Regions from separate parts of the Homo sapiens genome. Here regions 2 and 3 are each linked to region 1. The links are chromatin loops, found by intact Hi-C in ENCODE. Cell type or tissue: IMR-90. All regions are shown on one strand.

Region 1 (8,000 bases):
GTCCAGGGTGCTATGCAAGCTGCTCTGCCATTTGGGTCATATGACCCAGCATACCCAATGGTGCGTGAAGTGTCAGTGGCAGATAGGGATGCTGTTTGGAGACATTGGCAGGCCCCCATAGGTGAATCACAGTGGAGCCCTCTCGGATTTTGGAGCAAGGCCCTGCCGTCTTCTGCAGATAATCATTCTCCTTTTGAGAGTCAGCTCTTGGCCTGTTACTGGGCTTTGGTAGAAACTAAACATTTGACTATGGGTCATCAAGTCACAATGCAACCTGAACTGCTTATCATGAACTGGGTGCTTTCTGACCCATCTAGCCATAAAGTAGGTGATACGCAGCAGCATTCCATCATCAAATGGAAGTGGTATATACATGATCGGGCTCGAGCAGCTCCTAAAGGCACAAGTAAGTTACATGAGGAAGTGGCTCAAATGCCCATGGTCCCCACTCCTGCCACCCTGCCTTCTCTCCCCTAGCCTGCACCAGTGGCCCCATGGGGAGTTCCCTATGATCAGTGGACAGAGGAAGAGAATAGTAGGGTCTGGTTCACAGATGATTCTGCATGATACACAGGCACCACCCAACAGTGGACAGCTACAGCACTACAGCCCCTTTCTAGGACATCCCTGAAGGACAGCAGTGAAGAGAAATTTTCCCAGTGGGCAGAACTTTGAGCAGTGCACCTGGTTGTGCACTCTGCATGGAAGGAGAAATGGCCAGATGTGCAATTATATGCTGATTCATGGGCTGTAGCCAATAGTTTGCCTGGATGGTCAGGGTCTTGGAAGAAGCATGAGTGAAAAATTGGTGACAAAGACATTTGGGGAAGAGGTATGTGGATGGACCTCTCTGAATGGTCAAAAACTGTGAAGATATTTGTATCCCAAGTGAGTGCTCACCAACGGGTGACCTCAGCAGAGGAGGACTTTAATAATCAAGTGGAGAGGATGACCCGTTCTGTGGACACCACTCAGCCTCTTTCCTCAGCCACGCCTGTCATTGCCCAATGGGCCCATGAACAAAGTGGCCATGGTGGCAGGGATGGAGGTTACGCATGGGCTCAGCAATGTGGACTTCCACTCACCAAGGCTGATCTGGCTACGGCCACTGCTGTGTGTCCAATTTGCCAGCAGCAAAGACCAACACTGAGCCCTCTATATGGCACCATTCCTCGGGGTGATCAGCCAGCTACTTGGTGGCAGGTTGATTATATTGGACCTCTGTTATCATGGAAAGGGCAGAGGTTTGTCCTCACCAGAATAGACACGTACTCCAGTTATGCGTTTGCCTATGATGCATACAATGATTCTGCCAAAACTACTATCCATGGACTCATGGAATGCTTTATCCACCATCATGGTATTCCACGTAGTATTGCCTCTGACCAAGGTATTCACTTTATAGATAAAGAAGTGCAGCAGTAGACTCATGCTCATGGAATTCACTGGTCTTACCATGTTCCCTATCATCCTGAAGCAGCTGGATTGATAGAAAGGTGGAATGGCCTTTTGAAGTCACAATTACAATGCCAATTAGGTGGCAATACTTTACAGGGCTGGGGCAAAGTTCTCCAGAAGGCTGTATATGCTCTGAATCAACACCCAGTTTGTGGTACTCGTTCCCCCATAGCCAGGATTCATGGGTCCAGTAATCAAGGGGTGGAAGTGGCACCACTCACCATCACCCCTAATGACCCACTAGCAAATTTTTTCCCTTTTGTTTTATTTTTTATTTATTTTTTAAACTATGTTTTTATTTCCATAATCATTGGGGAACAGGTGGTGTTGGTTATATAAGTTCTTTAGTGGTGATTTGTGAGATTTTGGTGCGCCCATCAGACGAGCAGTATACACTGCACCCAATTTGTAGCCTTTTATCCCTTACTCCCTCCCTACCCTTTGCTTTTGAGTCCCCAAAGTCCATTGTGTCATTCTTATGCCTTTGCATCCTCGTAGCTTAGCTCCCACTTATGAGTGAGAACATACAATGCTTGGTTTTCCATTCCTGAGTTACTTCACTTAGAATAATAGACTCCAATGTCACCCATGTCACTGATAATGCCATCAATTCATTCCTTTTTGTGGCTGAGTAGTATTCCATGATATATATTATATATGTATATATACACATATGTATATATATACGCATATATATACACACATATATATACGCATATATATACACATATATATGTGTGTGTGTATATGTGTGTATATATATACGTATATATATACACACACACACATATATACATACACATACCACAGTTTATCCACTCGTTGATTGATGGGCATTTAGGTTGGTTCCACATTTTTGCAATTGTGAATTATGCTGCTTATAAACATGCGTGTGCAAGTATCTTTTCATATAATGACTTCTTAGAACAATTCTGAGGTCACCTTGTTTCTTCCCCCGTCTTAAGTAGATTGTCTTTTAAATTTTGTGTGGAATTTTTGGAGGAGAGGGTAAAGTCTGATGCCCCTAGAATTCTGTATATTTAAAATAATTTTAAAAGGCCAGTAAATTTCACCAGGTTATTTTTATATGTTATTAATTCCCAATTTGTCCTGGGATGTCTTTTCGACTTATAAATTTGGGTCATCCATTATTGTAAAATTAATTCTTCAATTATGCCTTATAATATATTGTACATTTTATTTATTCTTCTTCAGGAATTCCAAATACTGAATTCTGGGAAATAGATATCTCATAAAGTGTGAAAAGCAAGTGCAAAGGTCCTCTGATGGAGTGAAATATAAAACATTTGAGAAACTGAAAGAAGCATTTTGGGCATGGCAAATAAGTATCATTGCTCCATGTTTCTAAGATCTATTCTCTGCACAGAAAGTTTAGGAAACTACATTGCTAAATCCATTTCTCTGTATTTTTCTAAGATAGAATTTACCAAAAAAAGATATCCATACTATATTTGGGAGATAGAAGATATGCCATTATCCTTTGCACATAGTTGCAGCCAGAAATGCAGGCAGATGTGAGGTTTGTAGCAGAATTATCTGTGAGCAAATGAGAACCCACAGACTTAAGACAGTTGGTGGGAGATTACTAAACAATAATTGAGTATTGAAAGCTTCTGATTTTAAAATGTTGGCATAGAAGCAATCTGGCTTTACTCCCTTTCCCCCACAGAAAGCCATAAAGAAATATACAGCATCAATATTATGACCAGCAATATCCAAGAACCCATTATGAGAATGAGACAATTTTTAGGACCACAGAGAAGCAACAAAAACTCAAAGCAGACAGCGACTTGTCCCTGCCTCAATCCCTGGGAAGAATAAGAGAGCCTGAAGTGAGAAATATCCCTGAGGACAGAGGAGACAGAGGGAGAAGTAAGCCTATCATCCTTAGCCCTCAAAACTGCTCTGTAACTTGGCCAAAGGGGATGTCAAATCAGTGGCTACTAAGAGTGGCTCTCAAAGGCCCAAAACAAATATAGGATCCAAACGCAGCAAGAGAAAATTTAATAACATATAAGAAGCACTATTGTGTAGGAGGTATATTCCACAGGTCCTCTGGGCACAAACTTCCAGCTACCCTTCCCACACCTTTGGGAACCCCCACTTTGAGAAGGGCATTGCTTTGTTTACTAAGGCCAAGGGAAACCTGGGTTTAAGGCTCCACCTAGTGCCAAAAATAAGGCAGTGAAAAAAATTTAATATGGAAATTGCAAAGAATCTCTAAGCAAATGTATCTAATAAAACCCAAAACAAGCCAGACAAAGAAGACAAATAAATAATTAATCCTTAAATGCAAAGATACAGGAATACATCCCCAATAAATAACAGCAAACAAGGAACCATGACTTCTTCAATTGGAAAAGCAAAAAAACAATGACTGATGCTAATGAGATGATGAGAGTTTTCCGACCAAAAATTCAAAATAGAAGTTTTAAGGAAACTCAGTAGTCTACAAGATTACAAATAAAAGCAATTCAGAAATCTATCACAGAAATTTAACAGAGATTGAAATAATTTTAAAAATCAAACAAATCTTGGCGCTGAGAAATACATTTGCTTAACTGAAAAATTTTTAGAGGCTCTCAACAGCAGAATAGATCAAGCAGAGGAAAAACCAGTGAGCCTGAAGAAAACCTAATTGAAAATACAGAGTGAAGGGGGGAAGAACAAAGAATGACATGGAACGAAGATTGCCTACAAAATATTTAAAAACCTCAAAAGACCAAATCTAAGAATTATTACTGTTCAAGAGGAAACTGAGCAAGAAAAAGGAATGCAAAGTTTATTTTTAAGAATAACAGAAAACTTTCCAAACCCTGAGAAAGATATAAATATTCAGGTATAGGAAAGTCAGAGAAAACCAAATAGATTCAACTGAAATATTGAATCTATTCAATATTGATTGATCCAGATGCCAAGACTAAATGGGGAGAAATCTGGGAACCCTACATGGGGTTGCCAAGCACTAGGATGCTTTCCAGACCCTGAACAGCTCCTAAGGAAGGGACGTCTCTAGCCTGAGTAGGCTGCCATACCTAGAGAGAACAGGGCTGACTTTCCTATGGAACTGGGGAAAGTCTGATCTGTTCACCCTCACTATGCATTTGACAAAAGTCTAATATCCATAATCTATAAGGAACATAAATCAGCAAGCAAAAGCAAATAACCCCATTAAAATATGGGCAAAGGACATGTATCAAAAGAAGACATACATGCACCAACAAATATATGAAAATATATATGAAAAATTGCTCATTATCACTAATATTAGAGAGATACAAATCAAAGCCATGAGATAACATATCACACTAGTCAGAACAGCTACTTTTAAGAAGTCAAAAAAACAACAGATGCTGGCAATGTTGAAAAATAAAAGGAAACACTTCTATAATAATGCTGGTGGGAATGTAACTTAGTTCAGCCACTGTGGAAAGCAGTGTGGAAATTTCCCAGAGAACTCAAAATAGAACTACCATTTGTCCTAACAATGCCACTGTTGGTTATATACACAAAGGAAAATAAATCATTCTACCAAAAAGACACATGCACTCAAAAGTTCATTACTGCACTATTCACAATAGCAAAGACATGGAATCAACCATGATTGTCATCAACTGTGGACTGGATAAAGAAAATATGGTACAATACACCACGGAAATGATGCAACTATAAAAAAGAATAAAATCATGTCCTTTGCAGCAACATAGATGCAACTAGAGGCCACTATCCTAAGACAATGCAGGGACAGAAAACCAAATACTGCAATGTGGACACAAGGATGGGAACAATAGATACTGGGGACTGCCTGATGTGGAGGAGAGTGGGAGAGGGACATGGGTGGGAAGGCTACCTATGGAGTACTATGCTCACCACCTTGGTGATGAGATCTTTCATACACCAAGCCTTAGCAATATGCAATTTACCCATGTAACAAACCTCCACATATACCCTGAACCTAATATAAAAGTAGAAAAACAGGAAACTTTGAAGTTAAACTACATACTAGACCAAACAGGCCTAACTGACATTTAGAAACTATTTCACACAACTGCTGTAGAATACTCAGTTTTTGTCAGCACATGGAATATTCTCCAGAATAGATCATAGTTATACCACAAAACAGTCTCGATAAATTCAAAAATAAAGAAATTCTACCAAGCATTTTTTGAAGCACAATGTAATAAATGCACTACAATCAATAATATGACAAACCTTGGAAATTGTATTAACACATGGAAATTAAACAACATTTTCTTGAATAACAAATGTATGAATAAAGAAATTAAGGAAATGTAAAATTTCTTGAAACAAATGAAAATGGGAATGCAACATACCAAATGTATGGGATACAGCAAAAGTGGTACTAATAAAGGTTATTCTGTCTTTCTGATCTCATTCAGATGTTTTTTGATTTATAAGTAAATTGTAAAGCTAATATCAAAACACATAAGACTAAGAGACAGAAAGGGAGAAAAAAACATGACTAATATATACATTAAAATATGTACAGGTACTACAGTAATGGATTTATAATCCATTACAAGGCTTCAATTTATATTTTTCACTTCTTTCCACCAATAATTCCATGTCCTCCCTTTCCCACAGCCAACTGCTTGGCTACCTAAGGGTCTTCCCTAGTTAAGATGGCTCAAAATTTTATTCTTGAAGGGAATAACCTTTTAGTTGTTCAGCCTTGATTATGTAATCTTCCAATGGACATATGTAATCTACTACCAGACATAAAAGTAGTAAAGAATCATGTCAGTAAATCCTTTGTATTCTAAAGTCTTCCCTGAATTGCATGACTAACACCAAATTTCACCTAAGTGAAAGTATTCAAGATTAATACACCCTAATAAGAAGAAGGTGTATTTTTAAAAATCTACTCAGCCAATCTATGTCCTGGATTGAAGAATTTATTCCATTTACATTCAAGGTTATTTATAGGTAAGAACTTACTATTATCATTTTGTTATTTGTTTCCTGGTTATTTTGTAGATCTTTTGCCCTTTTCCTTCTCTTTTGCTGCCTACCTTTGTGATTTAATATTTTTTGTAGTTCTAAGCTTTGATTCTTTTCTCTTTATTGTTTGTAAATCTGCTATAATTACCCTGTGGCTTACATAAAACATCTAGGTGAGACAGAGTCTTGCTCCATCACCCAGGCTGGAGTGCAATGGCGTGATCTCGGCTCACTGCCACCTCTGCCTCCTGGGTTCAAGTGATTCTCCTGCCTCAGCCTCCCGAGCAGCTGAGTTACAAGCGTATGCCACCACACACAGCGAATTTTTGTATTTTTAGTAGAGATGGGGTTTCACCATGTTGGCCAGGGTGGTCTTGAACTCCTGACCTCAGGTGATCTGCCCACCTCAGCCTCCCAAAGTGCTAGGATTACAGGCATGAGCCACCATGCCCAGCCAACATCTAGGTTTTAAGCAAGTAATTTAAGCTGATAACAACTTTATTTTTGTCGCATATCTAAACTGTAGATTTGTATCTTCCCCCATTTATGATTTTGATGTCACAATTTACATCTTTTTGAATTATGTAACTTATTGTAGCTTTAGTTATTTCTGACAATTTTGACTTTTAACCTTTATTCTAGAGATATATATGATCTACATACCACCATTACAGTATTCTGGATTTTTTTGTTTATCTCTACCCATGATGAGTTTATACTTCCATATGTATTCATGATAGTATTTATTGTCCTTTTATTTCCACTTGAAGAAATCCCTTGAGCATTTCTTGTAAGACAAATATAGTGGTAATAAATTCCCTCACGTTTTGTTTGTAAAAAGATTATTTTTCCTTTATTTCTCAGAACATCTTTGATGGGTATAGTATTCTTGACTAATTTTTTTTTTCTTTTAGCACTTTGAACATATCATTCAATTCTCTGCTGGCCCGCAAGATTTCTACAAAGAAATCTGATGGAAATGTCCTCGATGTCACTTGATGCTTTTCTCCTGCTGTTTTAAAAATTCTTTTGACTTTGACAGTTTGATTATAATGTGCCTTGAAAATGACTTTTTTGGACTGAATCTGTTTGAGAACTTTGAGCTTCATGGATCTAGACATCCATGTCTCCCTTCAGACTTGAAATAATTTTCATCATTTAATTCACTGAATAAGCTTTCCATCCCTTTCTCCACTGTTTCCTTCTTTAATACCTGTAATGTCAATGTTTGCTAACCTAATGATGTCTCATAAGTCCTTTAGTGTTCTTCATTCTTTTTCATTCTTTTTTTCTTCTCTGATAGAGTCATTTCAAAAGACCTATCTGAAAGGTCACAGATTTTTTTTCTTCTGCTTGATCTAGTCTGCTGTCAAAGCTCTCAATTGCAGTTTTTATTTCATTCACTGAGTTCAACTCCAAGATTTCTGTTTATCTCCTTTTTAAAATAATATCTTTGGCTTTATTGACTTTATCATTCAGATGATGAATTATTTTCTTGATCTCAGTGAACTGTCTATTTGTATTTTCTTATATCTTAGTGAGTTACCTTAAAATCATTA
Region 2 (8,000 bases), 160 kb before region 1:
AGGAAGCAAATAGATTGTTTAACTCGTCTGTGTTGACTTCAGACCTAAACCTACAATTTTAAGTGTTTGTGATTTTCTTAATGTAAAGTTCTATATTAAAGTTATTTTTTAATACCCTCAACATTCTGCACATGAGAAGCATGGAATCAGCAATTCTGAAAGTCACTGGATTTAGTAATTTTAACAATTAGGCAGCTTTCTGGTCAGTATAATTTAATTTAAATCAGCCCCGAATTACCATCACGAATGAAAATGTAGCTCTACATTGGTGTTCTTCCTAACTCTGGGAGTGACACTGGGGACATCTGGTCATATTATAATAATGAAAAGTGGTCAAACAACTTAACATGGTGCCAGTTTTCCTAAGCGTGCTTGCCACTGATTGTAATGCTTTTATTGTTTGGCTTCTTGATAAGTAAGTTATGGCTTACAGCGGTGAGTAGTATAGTGTTCTGTCTGAAAACATATTCATTAATATTCTGTAGCTGCTCTGGTTTGCCCTTAACTATGCTGCTAGTGTGATAAGCTGAAACATCTTGTAACTGGTAAAAGTTTCAGAGAACTTAACTTTCTGAATATGTAACAAGCTGCATGTATCTGAAAGGGTTCATTTAGACTTCTGTTAGATATTAGCAGATTTTCTCACTCTGCCAGAGAGTTAGGATCTGTTAGGTTGTGGGTGGAATCCTGGAGATTATGCCGGGTAAATATGTAAGTACCTGTATTGTATTAGCAGTGTTTACTCTGACTTGGTTTTAGGTTCTGAGAGTTTGGCTGGTTATTTTTTCAGAGGTGGGAGGTATGGAGTAGAGACGTTAAGATACAGAAAGGTACATTCGTCTTCTGAATCCTGAAGTGTTATGCTAGAGGTATCTATAGCTGTGGAAAACTGAAAAGATATTATGGTATGTACCCAGCTTAAAGGGGGTACAGTCCGTAAAAGTCAGAATATTAGCAGCCTTCCAATATGTCTGTCGGTAGGTGAAAAAAAAAGTTTCTCTCTTTCAGGAGCTGTGTACAAAAGGATCCAAACTATACTTTGTACATTTGTTATTGTTTTAAAAGTGGCTGTGAGTTTTTAGAGGTCAGCTAACTTTAAACTTGCCGTTTGGTTTGTGACTTTAGAAGGTAGAGTTAACTATATTTAGCAATATGCTTAAGCGTGTGCATATCACCTCATGAAACGTGTGTGTGCATGAGAAAAGCTGCCTCCAGTACACATACATATGTATATACACACATACACACAAGCACATATATGTATGTATTTCTTATAGGACCAATCTCATTGTACATAATTTCAAAGCACAGGTTCCTATCTCCAGGGATGCATAAAAAGACTCACTGAAGTATAGGGAGAAAATTTTAGGTCTACTATTATGTTTGTTGATCTCATCACTTTAAAATTTAAAATTTTGATTATGATTGATAATCTTACTATATTGCTGTAGAAGTACATGTATCTGAATTTATAAATTGCATTTATTTTGGGTACAGGTATGCCTAGAATTTTTTTGCTGATAAAGGTGAGTGGTCAGAAAGCTTTGCAGATCCCTATATGGAGGATGATTTGAGTGGGGTTCAAGAACTACTGTATTTGGGAGGGAGAACTGATAAGACTTGATAAGAGAAATAAAAGAAACCCAGTGTGACACTGGTTTCTGGCTAGGAGGTGCTGTTCACTGAGGTGAGAGGGTGACCACAAGCTGGGGGTGCTGGTTGGCTGGAGCAGAGGGGAAATGATGACCTTATGAGGCCAAGTTTTTTTTTTTAAGGTGACCATGGGACATAGGTGGAGATGTCTAAATTGCAGTTGAATACACAGATTGAGAGCTTAAAAAAAGAAAAAACTCTGAGAGATTTCAATTTGACAATTCTTAGTCTATTGCTGGTTGAAGCTATAGGCTGTGCATGCAAACACCAAAGGAGGGTGTGGAGTGAAAAACGGGCTGAAGGAGGACCTGGGAACACTTTTAATAGTCAAGGGGGGGTGGAGGAAGAGGAATCTAGAAAAGCATTTACCTTCCCCAGTTTCTTCTCTGAACTTCTAATTCCTTTGAGTGGCATTTTTGTGAGTGACATAGGTATTTCTGGGTTTTTCCAGTGATTGGCATGTTTGAGTTAAAGACAGAAAGACTTCATTGGTCACATTTCTTTGTGGTAATTTATTTTCAGATACCTGATCAGAGAAGCAGTTTGATGTACTAAAGGCTTCTCGATTGGGAGACAGGAAACCTGGGTGTCAGTGCCGGGTCTGCCACTGAATTTCTGTGTGACCTTTGTCAGAGTACTGTACTTCCAGAGCGTTGGTTTCCACATCTACCCTATAAAGCAGCCTGCATGTTTCTCTCATTCTCTCGTTCGAGGAGTTGGAGGATAGCTGCTGCCTGATGTAAGTAGAGTGCAGTTCTCTCTCCATGAGCAACTTTTTTTTTTTTTGTATCACCAGAGAGTGTAGGCACTGTGCCACTTACTCTGTTAAGGATACCTGCCAGCGCTGACCAGCAACATCTGTCCCTGTCAGCTCTGCATCAGGATGTAGCTTGGCTGTACATTACATTTTATTCTATCAGTACATTGAGTACCAGTTACCTGAAAAATGCTTTACTCAGTGGACATGAATCAAGAAGTTGGCATGCTCTTTGATGTTGAGTCTGTTGTCTAATTGGAACAAGTTGTGTTCAGTTCAGGAAAACATAAATACCAAAGAGTGTTTTATACAATGTACTGTACCATAAAATACTGTACCATGTAATATTCCCTAACAATGTTAGAAAAATCTCAGCATTGGCTTGTGTGGTTTTGGAACACGTTGTGTAGGAGATGAGGCCTGAGCTTGGAATGGTATGAGCGAAGGTTGGATGACAGATGGTTGTCACATTCAAGGACAGCATGGGAAGAATCCAATCTAATTTCACAGATAGTACCTGGCCACTTTGTTACCTATTAGGAGTTATGTATAATATCATATATATCAGAAGGATATGTGAAGGCTATATAAAATGAAGGCCTGGGTTCTTGCCCTCCAATACTAGCCTGATGAGAGACACAGACATGAATACAATTAGTTACAATAGAAGTTTGAATAGAAATAACACTATATTATTAAGCATCACTGAAGATTTGTCATTCACTCTGCTGGGCACTATCAAAGCTGTTTTGGAACCACAGAGAAGGAGTAGTTAATTAAGTTGATTGTGGTTGGTGAGGAGATGAAGAGGCAATAAAGACAGAAAGGAAGAAGAAAAATCAGCATTCTATTTTGTGTAGGGAGTATAGTTTCAGTGGAGTGATGAGGAAAATATTTACATACGAAATTAGGTATGTACCATTTGGAGTATGGAAGTCACATTTTTCTGTATAAATGTTTATTGAATGAATATGTAAATAACTTAAGCTTTCGTAATCTATGAAATTAGCAATAGATTATTCTTCTCCATGTACAATATTTTATGGTTTATGTATGATTTTCTTCATATTATGATTTCAGTGCTTCTTTTAAAGGGGTGGTACAGGGTCATGTTTATTGGAGGAGGAAATTGGAGTTTGAAAAAGCACATTTGGTAGTATAATGTTATGTTAGAAAAATGTTACAAAAAAGTACAATAGGGAGTAAGATTTATGCTTATTAAAGAAGCATGGATTAAAAAGATTGAGAAACATTTATTAAAGAGTCACTGAGGTTCTTGTTTTAGAAGGCCATGATTAATGAGTTGGAGAACAAGAAGCAAATTTGGTAATCATGTAAATTATGAGCTGCTGACCACCTAGAAATATATTTGCTGATAAGAGCTTTCATATAATGATCATATTTTATCTTTCCAACAATTAGATACTGTTTACAGCTTACTGATGTGTAAAATGAGAAACTTTTTTTCCTATGTTTATCATGGTTTTAAAACATTTATCATGTATTTAAAATACTGTATGCACTCCACCACAGACAGGATGGAGAGGAAGATGTGACAAAAGATGTGGTCAAAATTAGTTTTAATCAAGGAAGCATTTTGGAATGATCTGCTTAAAAAGTGGATATAATTACGCAGTTTGAGAAGATAATTCTCCTTAATTGAAATTACGGGGAATAAGTCTTGCTCTCAGGTGCTTATTGATACCGTTGATCATGCTGGTTCTTTTGCTGGCTCCACTCACAATTATCTTTGACAACTTGCCCCAAAGTAAACTTTCTCAACCAAAACCGTTCCCAACTTCTTTCCTCCTCACAGGGAAAGGCAAAAAAGTCCGCAGGCATAGAGAGTGGAAAGAAGGAACAGCATACTAGGCTGGTTTGAAAAACAATCAATTGCTAGGTAATAATGTCTTACCTTTTGAGTGGAAGGAGGAGCTGGGAAGAATTAAGTTCGGGCAGGTTTTTTGCTCATTTTGGATCAGCCCTTCATATTATGGCTTAATAGCTTTGTTTATAGTGTATTTTTCTGCTTTTACGTTCATCCTCTGAAGTCTTGAGTTAATTTTGTGCCCCTTTACCCCCATTTGAATTAAATGCTTCATTTTTTTCCCGTTTCTCACATAAAGCTATTTTTTTTTCAGGACAGGGAGGGGCTGGTGGTGGTGGTGGTGCTGTACCAGTTGTCTGTTTATGAGATCACCATTAGACAACGTTTCTCATTGGCTTGAATTATTTGAATTTTGTGTGATTTTCCTGTTATGTTGATTCTGTTCTTGGTGTCTATGAGTTCTGTAGAGGATTCCAGCCTAAATTTTCTTCCTTAGTTCTGTTTACTTTTCCTCGACTTTTGTGGTTTTGCTCTTTGATCACTGTCAAGATCTATTTGAGATTTTCTGACTTTCTTGAAGAGCAGAATGAGATCTAGATTTTCTCTTATTTTTAAAGAAGATTCTTCACTGACTTCCTTTCACTTTTTGTTCTGTGGAAGTCTTTCCTAGGTGTTAAGTTTCCAGGCTTTACCTCCCCCTACCCCCAACGTATTATCTTTAGGCATTTTGTTTGCCAATGCGTACTATATCCATTATTTATCTTTCCCTTGCACTTGTAGATTGGGTGGTGATAAAAATCTTCCATATTTCATTTTCCTGGAGAAGGCGGGTAGAGTCACTAGTGATGAATTTTATCTTCAATCTGTTGTATAATTTTCTTAAAGTATCTCGCCGTGTTGTGAGCTGTTCTCAGATTTCAAATTGTTTTGTGAACCTATAGCTTTGGAGCAGCCAAACCTTTGTTGTTAGAGCTTCTTAGCCCAGGCTATCATTATCATTGTGTGAGAAGGGGTTAGTGCTCTTTAAAAAGCCATTTTTCTTCTGGGTGGGAGTGGTGAATTTTAGATGGTTTTCTAATTCAGACTACTTTTCTGTTTGTCAAGGAGAGGAGAAGAGGACTTCAAATGTGGTGTTACATCTTTGGGATCCCTTAGCCTCTTCTCTTTCATGTCTCCTTTTTTTTCTTCTCTATTCTTTCTGCGAAGTTTTGTTAATCATTAATGCTAGCTTATTAATATTTGGGCCATAAACACCTCTGTAGTGACCAACACACCTCTTCCTGCCAGATGGAAGGAAAAAAAGTGTTGAGTTTTAATTGTTCTTCCTGTAAGGGGAAAGGTTCCCTTTCCATGGGAGGAACTCATCTCCACATGTCACCCTCTCAGATGGTACAGAATTCAGAAAGATTTCTCAGTTTCTTCCATTCATGTTTTTCTCGTTTTTATTACTCTCTATGTGGGATAAGTGGGAGGAACCTCATGTCTTTCAATTTGGCTCTGTGTTCTTCTTCTGGAATATATTGATTTTTAAATACTAAAATCTGTTATTGGCCTATTTCTTCCCCTTTTAAAAGCAGATACAGAAAATAATGATGGTAGAACAGACTTGGGATGAATCCAAGTTTATTATAATTTTTAGGAGACATTTATGATATACCTCTATAGGTATCAGAATCTTTTCTACTATTAAGGTGAAAAGATTTGAGATTTTGTGAAATCTTTTGTGTATTCTTTTTATTTGAGTTGGCTTTTAGGTGGCTTATTTTTCAACTCTGAAATGAACATAACATGTTACATATGTTACATATGTTACAATTTTTTTCTAAAGTGTAGTTGTTTAATTTCTACAAAGATAGTCCATATAAAGTTTCTAAAGATTGTAAATTTAAAAGGAAATGCCAAATGAATTATTTGTAAAATTGTTTAAAAAAATTAATAAATAATGAGTGTGTATTTAAAAGTTTGAACATGATATAAAACCATACTTTTATGGATAAAGATTAGTTTACAGTGAAGATTAAAACAATTATGCACTATTTTTGACAGTGGAAACAATTGCACATATTTGGGTTAACCACTAAAATGAGATTATTTGTGGGTGGTGTTTAAGATTGTTTATTGTTCAGGGAATGAATTATGACCCCTTAGATAAAATTTCATATGGTAAAAAATGACCTTAAGGTGAAATGCTTTTATAGGAACAAGACACAAAACCTTTGTCTGTACTTATGAAATATGGCAATTAAAATAACTTTTCTTGGCCTCTATTAAGTTCAAATGCCCAAGAAATAAACTCATAGAACATTATAAGCCCTTTCCATTTCTGTGCCCTGAGTCAGTTCTAACACTAGAAGGATGTTCTTTGTTTTAAAATAGTGATTAAGTAGGCTTTGAAAAAATTACAGTTTAATGAAGTCAGGTCATAGCTTCTGGATACAGATGGTCAGGTTTCAATTCCACCTGTGCAACTTTTGATTCCACCATTGCAAGTTGTTTAGTCTCTCTGGTTTTGTTTCCTCATCTGTAAAACAAAGACACTATTATTCTTCACCTCATTGAGTTACCTGGAGGAGATAGATGCTATTATTTTATCATTATTATTATCATATCCATTTGAAGGTGCTGAAATAAAATTCTAATTTTTTAAAGTTCTAAATGAAATAACTTTTTGTTACAAATTACTTTAAATCATCAAAACTTAGTGTATTATACTCTTCTTCTTGCCTGTGCCTAGTCTGGCCCTCTCAATTGAGAAGTCAGTCTTTTTTTTTTTTTCAGTAATCCACAGTGAGCAGCAGTCCCTGAACGAAATCATATTGCTAGTTGGGTTTGATTAATAAAACACAGAATTGGTATTCTAGTCCTTTCAGGGGGGTTTGCTTCCTTGTGATGTAAGAACCTTGTCTTAGTCTTTGTGCTGCTATAACAGAATGCCACAGACTGGGTAATTTATGTCAGGGTTCTGGGGGCTGGGAAGTCCATTATCAAGGGGTTGGCATCTAATGTCTTTCTGTTGCATCATCCCATGGTAGAAGGTGGAAGGGCAAGAGAGTGAGAGAAGAGAAGGAGGCCAAACTCCGTCTTTTATCTGGAACCCATTCTCCACTCCTGTGGTAATAGCATTAATCCATTCATGTGGGCAGAGCCCTCATGACCTTATCACCTCTTAAAAGTCCCACCTCTCATCACTGTTGCTTTGGGGATTAAGTTTCCAACACGTGAACCTTGGGGACACGTTCAAAGCATAGCAAACCTCAAAGCTTCCTCCTTATTTCTGTTTGTATTAGGTATGTTATTCCCTCCCCTCAATCTTTTTTTAAGGGTTTCTGTGATATCAGTGTTCAGAGCATTTGTATTTTGTCTACTATGTTTTTATGATATTAGTGTTCAGAGCATTTGTATTTTGTCTAACATTTACTACCTTAAATATTTTGTCAGTATAAAATATTTAAGGTTTTGCTGCTTTTATTACTTTATGAACACATTTGTCAGGAATCTGATTGTTAGAAAGCACATTAAATAGAATTCTACTTGGATGTGGAATCTATAAAGAGTATAATAAGGTTTTGATATTGAGGATGTCAGTGTATGAACAGCTATAACAATCCACATTAATCTATTTTCTGTAGTTGTGTTACTTCTAACTTTCAGACTTTATCCTTTCTTTCATATCTTGTGTCTTCCCTAAAGTGGATCCAGTCAGTTTTCTGGTTATAATTACAATTGAAAAAAAAAAAAAATTCAACCATAGTTACTTCTTTA
Region 3 (8,000 bases), 330 kb before region 1:
AAAGTAGGCTTTGGCAAAGGGAACACATTCAGTCCCCTGCTAAGAAGAGCCACTGCTGAGCTGAAAGCCCCCATAGCTCTGTTAAAAGTGAGTTAAGGATCTAGAACCAGAAATACCATTTGACCCAGAAATCCTATCACTGGGTATATACCCAAAGGATTATAAATCATTCTACTGTAAAGATACATGCACACTTATGTTTACTGCAGCACTGTTCACAATAACAAAGACTTGGAACCAACCTAAATGTCCATCAATCATAGACTGGATAAATAAAATGTGGCACACATACACCATGGAATAATGGACAGCCATAAAAAAGAATGAGTTCATGTCCTTTGCAGGGACATGGATGAAGCTGGAAAGCATCATTCTCAGCAAACTAACACAGGAACAGAAAACCAAACACCGCATGTTCTCACTCATAAGTGGAAGCTGAACAACGAGAACACATGGACACAGGAAGGGGAACATCACACACTGGGGCCTGTTGGGGGGTGGGAGGCTAGGGGAGGGACAGCATTAGGAGAAATGCCTAATGTAGATGACATTGATGGCTTCAGCAAACCACCATGGCAAGTGTATACCTATGTAACAAACCTGCATGTTCTGCACATGTACCCCAGAACTTAAAGTATTTTTTTAAAAAAGTGAGTTAGGGCACTATAGGAACTGGGCAGGACACACAGCCCAGCCTGGTGGAGTGAACCATGAAGGTGATCCTTGAGTTGAAGCCCAAGATTTAGTAAGAGTTGGCCAGGTGGAGGGTGTGAGCCTACCATTCAGAGGGAGTAGACACATGAACACAGGAGAGAGAAACTGCAGGTGGCGCAGTAGAACTGCAGAGGGGAGAAAGGCACCCTGGGTTCTAGAGGGCAAGGCAGCACTGGATCAGGAAGGTCTTACATGATCTGCATGAAGGATTTTAAGCAGCAGAGCAGCATGATCAGAAGTGCAGTTTCTAAAACTTATGCTGGTGGAAGAGAGGAAGAAGGCAAGAGTGAAAGTAGAGAACCCAGTAAGGAAGCCAGGAAAGAAATGCGGACAGTGGCTGGGCTCTGTGTCTCATGCCTATAATCTCAGCGCTTTGGGAGGTGGAGGCAGGAGGATTGCTTGAGCCCAGGAGTTTGAGACCATCCTGGGCAACATACCAAGACCTCATCTCTACAAAAAATAAAATAAAGAAATAGCTGAACTGGTGGCACATGCCTGTGGTCCTAGCTACTAGGGAGGCTGAGGTGGGAGGATTGCTTTGAGGCTGCAGTAAGCTGTGATTGTGCCACTGCACTTCATCCTAGGCAACAGAGTGAGATGCTTGCTTAAATAAAAAAAAAAAAAGAAGAAATGTGGATAATTAGAAACCTAGGCAGTGGTGGTAACAATGGAAAGAGACAGAGCAGACAGATGTGGGGGACAGTGTGGGGCAGGGGATGTACTGGTCTTTGAGGTTGGTCATCTGGGAGAACATCAGAGCCACTCACTGCAACCAGACACCCAGGAAGGGGAGCAGGTCGGCAGAAGAGGGCACGGGAAAGAAAGATGGAATGATGGCATGTTTCATTTAACCCAGGTTGAACTTGAAGCCTTCCTGTCATATACAGTGTGCACCCATGTGGACTAGTCGCACATGTTCAGGTAACTGTAACATCCTCTGTGCCCCATTGTGACCCTTTCTGCCACCCCTACTGGGGACACAGAAGGAGAAACTGTAGTTAAGTGCAGTGTGAGACTGGGGAAACTGATCAGCTGTGATCTAAAGCAGGGATCCTCAACCCCCCGGGCCATGACAGGTACCAGTCTGTAGCCTGTTAGGAACTAGACCAAACAGAAGAAGATGAGGGGTGGGCAAGCAAGGGAAGCTGAGCTCTGCCTCCTGTCAGATCAGTGATGGCATTAGATTCTCACAGGAGTGCGAACCCTATTGTGAACCGTGCACACGATGGATCTAGGTTGCATGGCCCCTTACGAAAATGTAATGATAGACCAGGCACGGTGGCTCATGCCTGTAATCCCAGCACTTTGGGAGGCCGAGGCAGGTGGATCACAAGGTAAAGAGATCGAGACCATCCTGGCCAACATGGTGAGACCCCATCTCTACTAAAAATACAAAAATTAGCTGGGCTTGGTGGCGTGCGCCTGTAGTCCCAGCTACTTGGGAGGCTGAGGCAGGAGAATCGCTTGAACCCAGGAAACGAAGGTTGCAGTGAGCCGAGATCACGCTACTGCACTCCAGCCTGGTGACAAAGCGAGACTCCGTCTCAAAAAAAAAAAAAGAAAGAAAGTATAATGATAAATGAAATGTGCTTGAATCATCCCAATACCATTTCCTGTCCCTCTCTGTGGAAAAATTGTCTTCCACAAAACTGGTCCCTGGTGCCCAAAAGTTTGGGGACTGCTGATCTAAAGCATTCTCTGAATTCACATCAACACTCACAAAACGCATTTGTGCTCATAGAAATGTTATATGGTTCATGAGAAGAAAAAGATAACAATCTTTTAACTCCAATTTAAAGGACTGTAATCAATTTTTTAAAGGTCTATGAAGGAAAAGCTATAGCCCCATTATAAATTCTGAAAAGAGCCAACTGGTCATGATCCGTTTTGCTACTGAGTAAAAGTATCAAGATTCAGGTAGTTAAGCAATAACAATGAAGAATGCCTACTCTGTGAAAAGGCACCGGGAGATACAGAGATATCCATGACGGCTCACATCCTCAAAGTATTTGTCATTTTAAAGGGCATTCAGGAACAGCAATAGCTATAACTAAAGGTATCTATTTCATAAATAGTGTTAGCTAACTATCGTCAATACGCCAGGGTGAGGAAGACTAATTCTTATTTATTTATAGAAAGATAGGATCTCGCTATGTTGCCCAGACTGGTCTTGAAAGCCTGGCCTCAAGCAATCCTCCTGCCTCGGCCTCCCAAAATGCTGAGAGTAAAGGAGTGAGCTGCCACATCTGGCCTGGGGAGATTAGTTTTGATTGGGTTGTGAGAAACCATGAGTGGCTTCACGGGCCTAAAGTCATGTTAGCCTAGGATGCTCTATGAATCCCCCAAGACCTGGCCTTGGAGGACAAGTAGGATTTCACCTAAATTCCACATGGGGTTTTCTTGCCATCATGAGATAAGAAGGTCACAGTCAAGTCTCAAGCATACACAGCATGTCAAACCATATGAAACAGCCATTTTTATAGGTAAAAGATGGTTGAATATTGAACAATTTCATAGAGTTCAATCTAATAATCCAGCTTTATCTGAATTTAGAATTCCTAATATGAGCTGGGGCTCCTATAACCTCCTGCAGAGGCTTGGCTTGTGGTCACCATAAGCATCTTCACATCAGCTGCTGAAGGAGCAACATTCCACAGAGCCCACTCTTTTCCCAGACCAAGTTTACATGGTTTGAAAACTAGACATTTTGCGCAATGCATTGGTGCTGTCTGCCTCCCTCCCGGGGCTCCCAGTCTGTGAACATTAAAAGAAAATCAATAGGATTAGGTCATGTTTTTGATGGCACGTGCACCTGACAGGCCTCGCATCTTAAATTCTCGCTAAAATAAAAGCTCTTAACCCTCTGCAGCTTCTGGGGGATCCACATTAACTTCTCATTCAACCTTTCCTGGAGTAGATTAATCACAAGAGCCGCACCATTATCCCAGCCCTACTTTGCTGAAACTCGCCCAGTGTTGGAAAACTCAGTTTGAACCCAGTCCTGCACCCCAAAGGAGAATCCTCTAAGGCTGGGCTGAGTCAGTCTTTTTGAAGTACACATGCTCTTTGGAGCTGACTGATTGCTGGCACTGTCAAGTGATGAGGATGTCATGATTCCCCGAAGCTGGGGTCATGAACCCAGAGCATATTTTAAAAATGAATTAGAAAACCATTTCAACATCCATGTGGACGTGAGGAGAAAAATTTGTTGATAAATAATTTAAGTGGTCACATGTTGGCCCTGCCCCAGGACTGTGGACACAACCACAGCATGAGGATGGGATTATTGTGCACAGTATATTAAAATTCACCCCACAGATGGCTTTCTATTTTTAAGGAAGAGCCTTATTCCAGAGTTAGAAAGAAGAATGCTTTGGAAACCCAAAGATCCCACAAGCATTTTCAGACGTTACTTCATTGACCTCTGCAGCCATTCAGGGGAATGGCTGTAGTTGGAGACGTTTGAATGCTCCGGCAGAGGGTGGAGGTGGCCGAGGCCTCACCCCTGCATTGGCAGATACATGCCTTGCAGAGGATGACACACACTCCATGACCACTTTAGAGAAAAGACTGCCTCAGCAGCTTGGCATGGGATCGCCAGCTTCTTTCCTTCTGTCCCCACACTGCCAAGTGTGGGCAGAAGAGAAAAAGAAAAATACTTACTAGAGCCGACTCAGCAATCAGAGAGTTTGGTGGTGTGGAAGTGCTGAGAAGTCCCTGGGACCCCATCAAAAAGAAAGCACCCTGGGTGGGCTGGCTAGAGCATTTGGAGGGAATTCCAAGCCCTCGGTCATCATTTCAACTAGATCAGCCCCAATCACATCTTCCTAAACTGTAATCCAACTTCCTCCCTCTCCTCAAGAGGAGAGAGCCCCAAGGGGGTGAAGGGACCTTTCTAAGGGCACAAAGTGAAACAGTAGAAAGCCAGATCTCTGGGTTCCAAAAACCTGGGGAGGGAAAATTGAGCTAGCAGGAGAAAGGAGAGAACCAGAGAAAAAAGAGAAGATGAAAGAAAAAAGTGCAGAAAGTGAAAATAAAGAGTTGCAAGTGTAGGATACTTTTGTGTCCCCACCCTCATGCACTTCCATGTGGCCTGACTGGCCACCAGGTGGGGACTTGCATCTTGGAAGGTGCCTTAAGGAGAGGCCTAAAATTTGGTCACTGCTCTTGTAGAAAGGGAAATCTCGGGAACTGAGGACCACACGTGCCCCAGGCACTGTGCACACGTGGTCTTTTTCAATGAAACTCAGGCCACGCGGTGGCTCACGCCTGTAATCCCAGCACTTTGGGAGGCCTAGGCAGGTGGATCACTTGAGGTCAGGAGTTCCAGACCGTCCTGGCTAACATGGTGAAACCCTGTGTCTACTAAAAATACAAAAAAATTAGCCGGGCGTGGTGGTGGGCACCTGTAGTCGCAGCTACCTGGGAGGCTGAGGTAGGAGAATGGCGTGAACCTGGGAGGCGGAGCTTGCAGTGAGCTCAGATCGCGCCACTGCACTCGAGCCTGGGCGACAGAGAGAGACTCCATCTCAAAAAAAAAAAAAATATATATATATATATATACAAAAATTAGCTGGGCTTGGTGGTACATGCCTGAATCCCAGCTACTTGGGAGGCTGAGGCACCAGAATCATTTGAACCTGGGAGGCGGAAGCTGCAGTGAACGGAGATCATGTGATTGCACTCCAGCCTGGGCAACAGCACGAGAATCTGTCAGAAGGAAGGGGAAGGAAGGGAAAGGAGAGGAAAGAAAGGGAAAGGGAGGAAAGGGAGGGGAAGAGGGTGGAGGGGAGAGGAGTGGGAAAGGAGGGGAGGGGAGGATGGGAGGGGAGGGGAGGGGAGAGGGAGGGGGGAAGGGAAGTGGGTGGGTGAGGAGAGGGAAGGGAAGAAGGGGGAAGGAAAGAAGGGGAAGGGGAGGGGAGGGGAGGGGGGAAGGGAGGGGAGGGGGCGGGGGGGAGGGGAGGGGCGGGGAGAGAACGCAAGGGAAGGGAAGGGAAGGGAAGGGAAGGGAAGGGAAGGGAAGGGAAGGGAAGGGAAGGGAATCAGTCCCTATTTTGTAAACAACTGAACTGCTGCTGCCATGTACTGGGTTTTTGAGGCAGAGACCCCCTCCCCTCCCAACGCTCATGCTCCCCTGCATTGTAAGCGCCCAGGATTCCTGCCCGCCAGTGCAGGGAGCACAGTGGAAGGGTTGTGGAGCAAAGCGGAGGATGTCTGCGTCCAGGTCCACGTGGTGTTATTATTTCTTTTTGTGATTCTAAACAAGAATCTTCCATTTAGCTTAAAACAACCAAATAAGGCAGCTGAGAGGAAGGTAACATTATCTTTTTCAGTATCTTAACCCTAAATGTCCATTTATTTCCCTGGAATAGAGTGTGGATTTTTGGATTTGTTTTTAGCAGGGAAGGGGAAAACATGGGGGTAATGTTGTTTTGTTTTCTTTCTCTCTCTCTCTCTTTTTTTTTTTTTCAGACGGAGTCTCACTCTTTCATCCAGGCTGGAGTGGTGCAGTGGCGTGATCTCAGCTCCACCTCCCAGGTTCAAGTGATCCTTCCACCTCGGCCTCCTGAGTAGCTGGATTTACAGGCACCATGTCCTGCTAATATTTTTTGTATTTTTAGCAGAGATGAGGTTTCACCATGTTGGTCAGGCTGGTCTCGAACTCCTTACCTCAAGTGATCTGCCCACCCCAGCCTCCCAAAGTGCTGGGATTACAGGCATGAGCCACCACACCTGGCCACGTTGTTTTGTTTTCAATTGAGCTGTGGATGGTAAAGATTTCCTGGACTTACTGAACTTGAGGGAATGCGCAGCACTGTCTAAAAGCCTGTGCCTGATTCAGAGGCACTAAAAGAGGCTGTGGGTGATGGGGTGGCATCAGCTAGTGGGGTGGGGTGGCAGAGGGCACGTGGCACCAGTCCCCAGCAGAACCTCCCATATCCTGCTGCTGCCCGCCTCCTCTGGGGCCACAGACGGTATTTCTCCTGCGGGTAGGTGAGTAAAATGTATGGTTTAGAAATGAGGATGAATAGCAAAGAGAAAGTCCTTGAGCATCTAGCTGAGGGTGGCTGCCAGGGGTGAGGGTGTGGGAGATGGGCATCATGGTTAAGAGGAACCCTGAAATAAAACATGCCGTCTTGCTTTGCTTGCTAATTATTTCTCCTCTGTGACTCCCAAACTAGTATGTTGTCCCTGAGGTCAAGAGTCATCCGACTGATGCTTGAGCCCAGGAGTTTGAGGCTGCAGTGAGCTATGATTGCACCACTACCACCACACTGCAGCCTGGATAACAGAGCTGAGACCTCATCTCTAATAAATAAGTAAATATTTTTTTAAAAAATTATTTTAAAGAGTCATCTGATTGACAGTCCTCTTTTCTGGAGCTGCAAAGGGCAGGCCCAGGCAGCCCATCTTCCCCCAGAGTGAGCATAAGTTTACAGAGATCTGGGTGTAGCTTAAGAGCCCAGAGAACAAGAGACAACTTGAAAGTCTTTAAGTCCCTGGCAGGCAGGAAATGTGAGCTTATCTTCTATTCCTCATGCGGCCTGGGCAGAACAGACACACACACAGGATGTGACCAACACAGATCTATGCACTCGTTTTTGGGAACGGCTGAGCAGAAGAGCCATGTTTCCCGGAAGCCTGCTTTCAGCCCAGAGAAAACTCCAGAAGGGTCAGCTACACCCTACTCTCCTCTGGCTTGAGAAGGACTGGCTGACCCACCTCTTGCCCCGACTATGAATTCTGAACCGACTTCCTAAGAATATCTCAGATCTCAAGAGAGAAGTAGGGCACGGGCGAAGTCGGAAGCATGACCACATTCTCCTTTCATAGAAATGAGCAGGAAATGGAGGCAGGGACACAGCTTTTGGAAATAGGTCAAGCAGAGGGAATGGCTTGGAAAATCACCTTCCATTTGCCTTCAGAGGCTATTAAACATGAAAGGAAATTCCCAAAGCAAGAAGTGAGATATCCGCGCCTGTCAATCTCAACAAATACCCTAGATACTCAGCACTCTGTAGTGATTCCAGGGGTGATGGGCCCTGGCCAAGGGCAGGGGAAGAGAGAAACCACCCCTCACAATTCCTCTGTTCGTAGCATTACAGGCTTAAGGTCTGATTTCATTGTTAAATCCACACTCACAAGGTGACACACTCTATTTGAGCATTATTATTCATATCATACAAGTAACTTAGTAGGCATTCCCTGAATCTTCCTGGTGCTTTAAAAACAATGCCCACTAGTTTACACACTTTCTAGGAATGTATAAAAGAAGACATGTCTGC

The links. Peaks named below come from ENCODE experiments on the same cell type or tissue, not always from the same donor. Only the 100,000 strongest peaks of a DNase experiment are listed, where the experiment ranks them.
Region 2: a loop joins it to region 1, with 5 times the contacts of the local background. A loop is called at or near these places in 6 of 110 quality-filtered maps.
Region 3: a loop joins it to region 1, with 3 times the contacts of the local background. A loop is called at or near these places in 6 of 110 quality-filtered maps.

Annotation. Positions count from the first base shown.
Region 1 is chr10:32,791,416-32,799,415 of GRCh38, reverse strand. The region is part of intron 30 of CCDC7 (coiled-coil domain containing 7); the gene reads right to left. Among named protein-coding and RNA genes, the nearest start is that of SNORA86, 110 kb to the left of the region's middle. In IMR-90, a CTCF peak has its summit at 3,640 (motif pointing left); no DNase peak of the experiment used is centred here.
Region 2 is chr10:32,947,985-32,955,984 of GRCh38, reverse strand. The region is part of intron 1 of ITGB1 (integrin subunit beta 1); the gene reads left to right. Among named protein-coding and RNA genes, the nearest start is that of ITGB1, 6.2 kb to the left of the region's middle. In IMR-90, no CTCF peak of the experiment used is centred here; no DNase peak of the experiment used is centred here; H3K4me3 peaks cover 2,999 bases; H3K27ac peaks cover 1,743 bases.
Region 3 is chr10:33,125,628-33,133,627 of GRCh38, reverse strand. No RefSeq gene overlaps it. Among named protein-coding and RNA genes, the nearest start is that of IATPR, 13 kb to the right of the region's middle. In IMR-90, CTCF peaks have their summits at 4,140 and 4,803 (motif pointing right); DNase peaks (open chromatin) are centred at 3,397, 3,937 and 7,257; H3K27ac peaks cover 3,069 bases.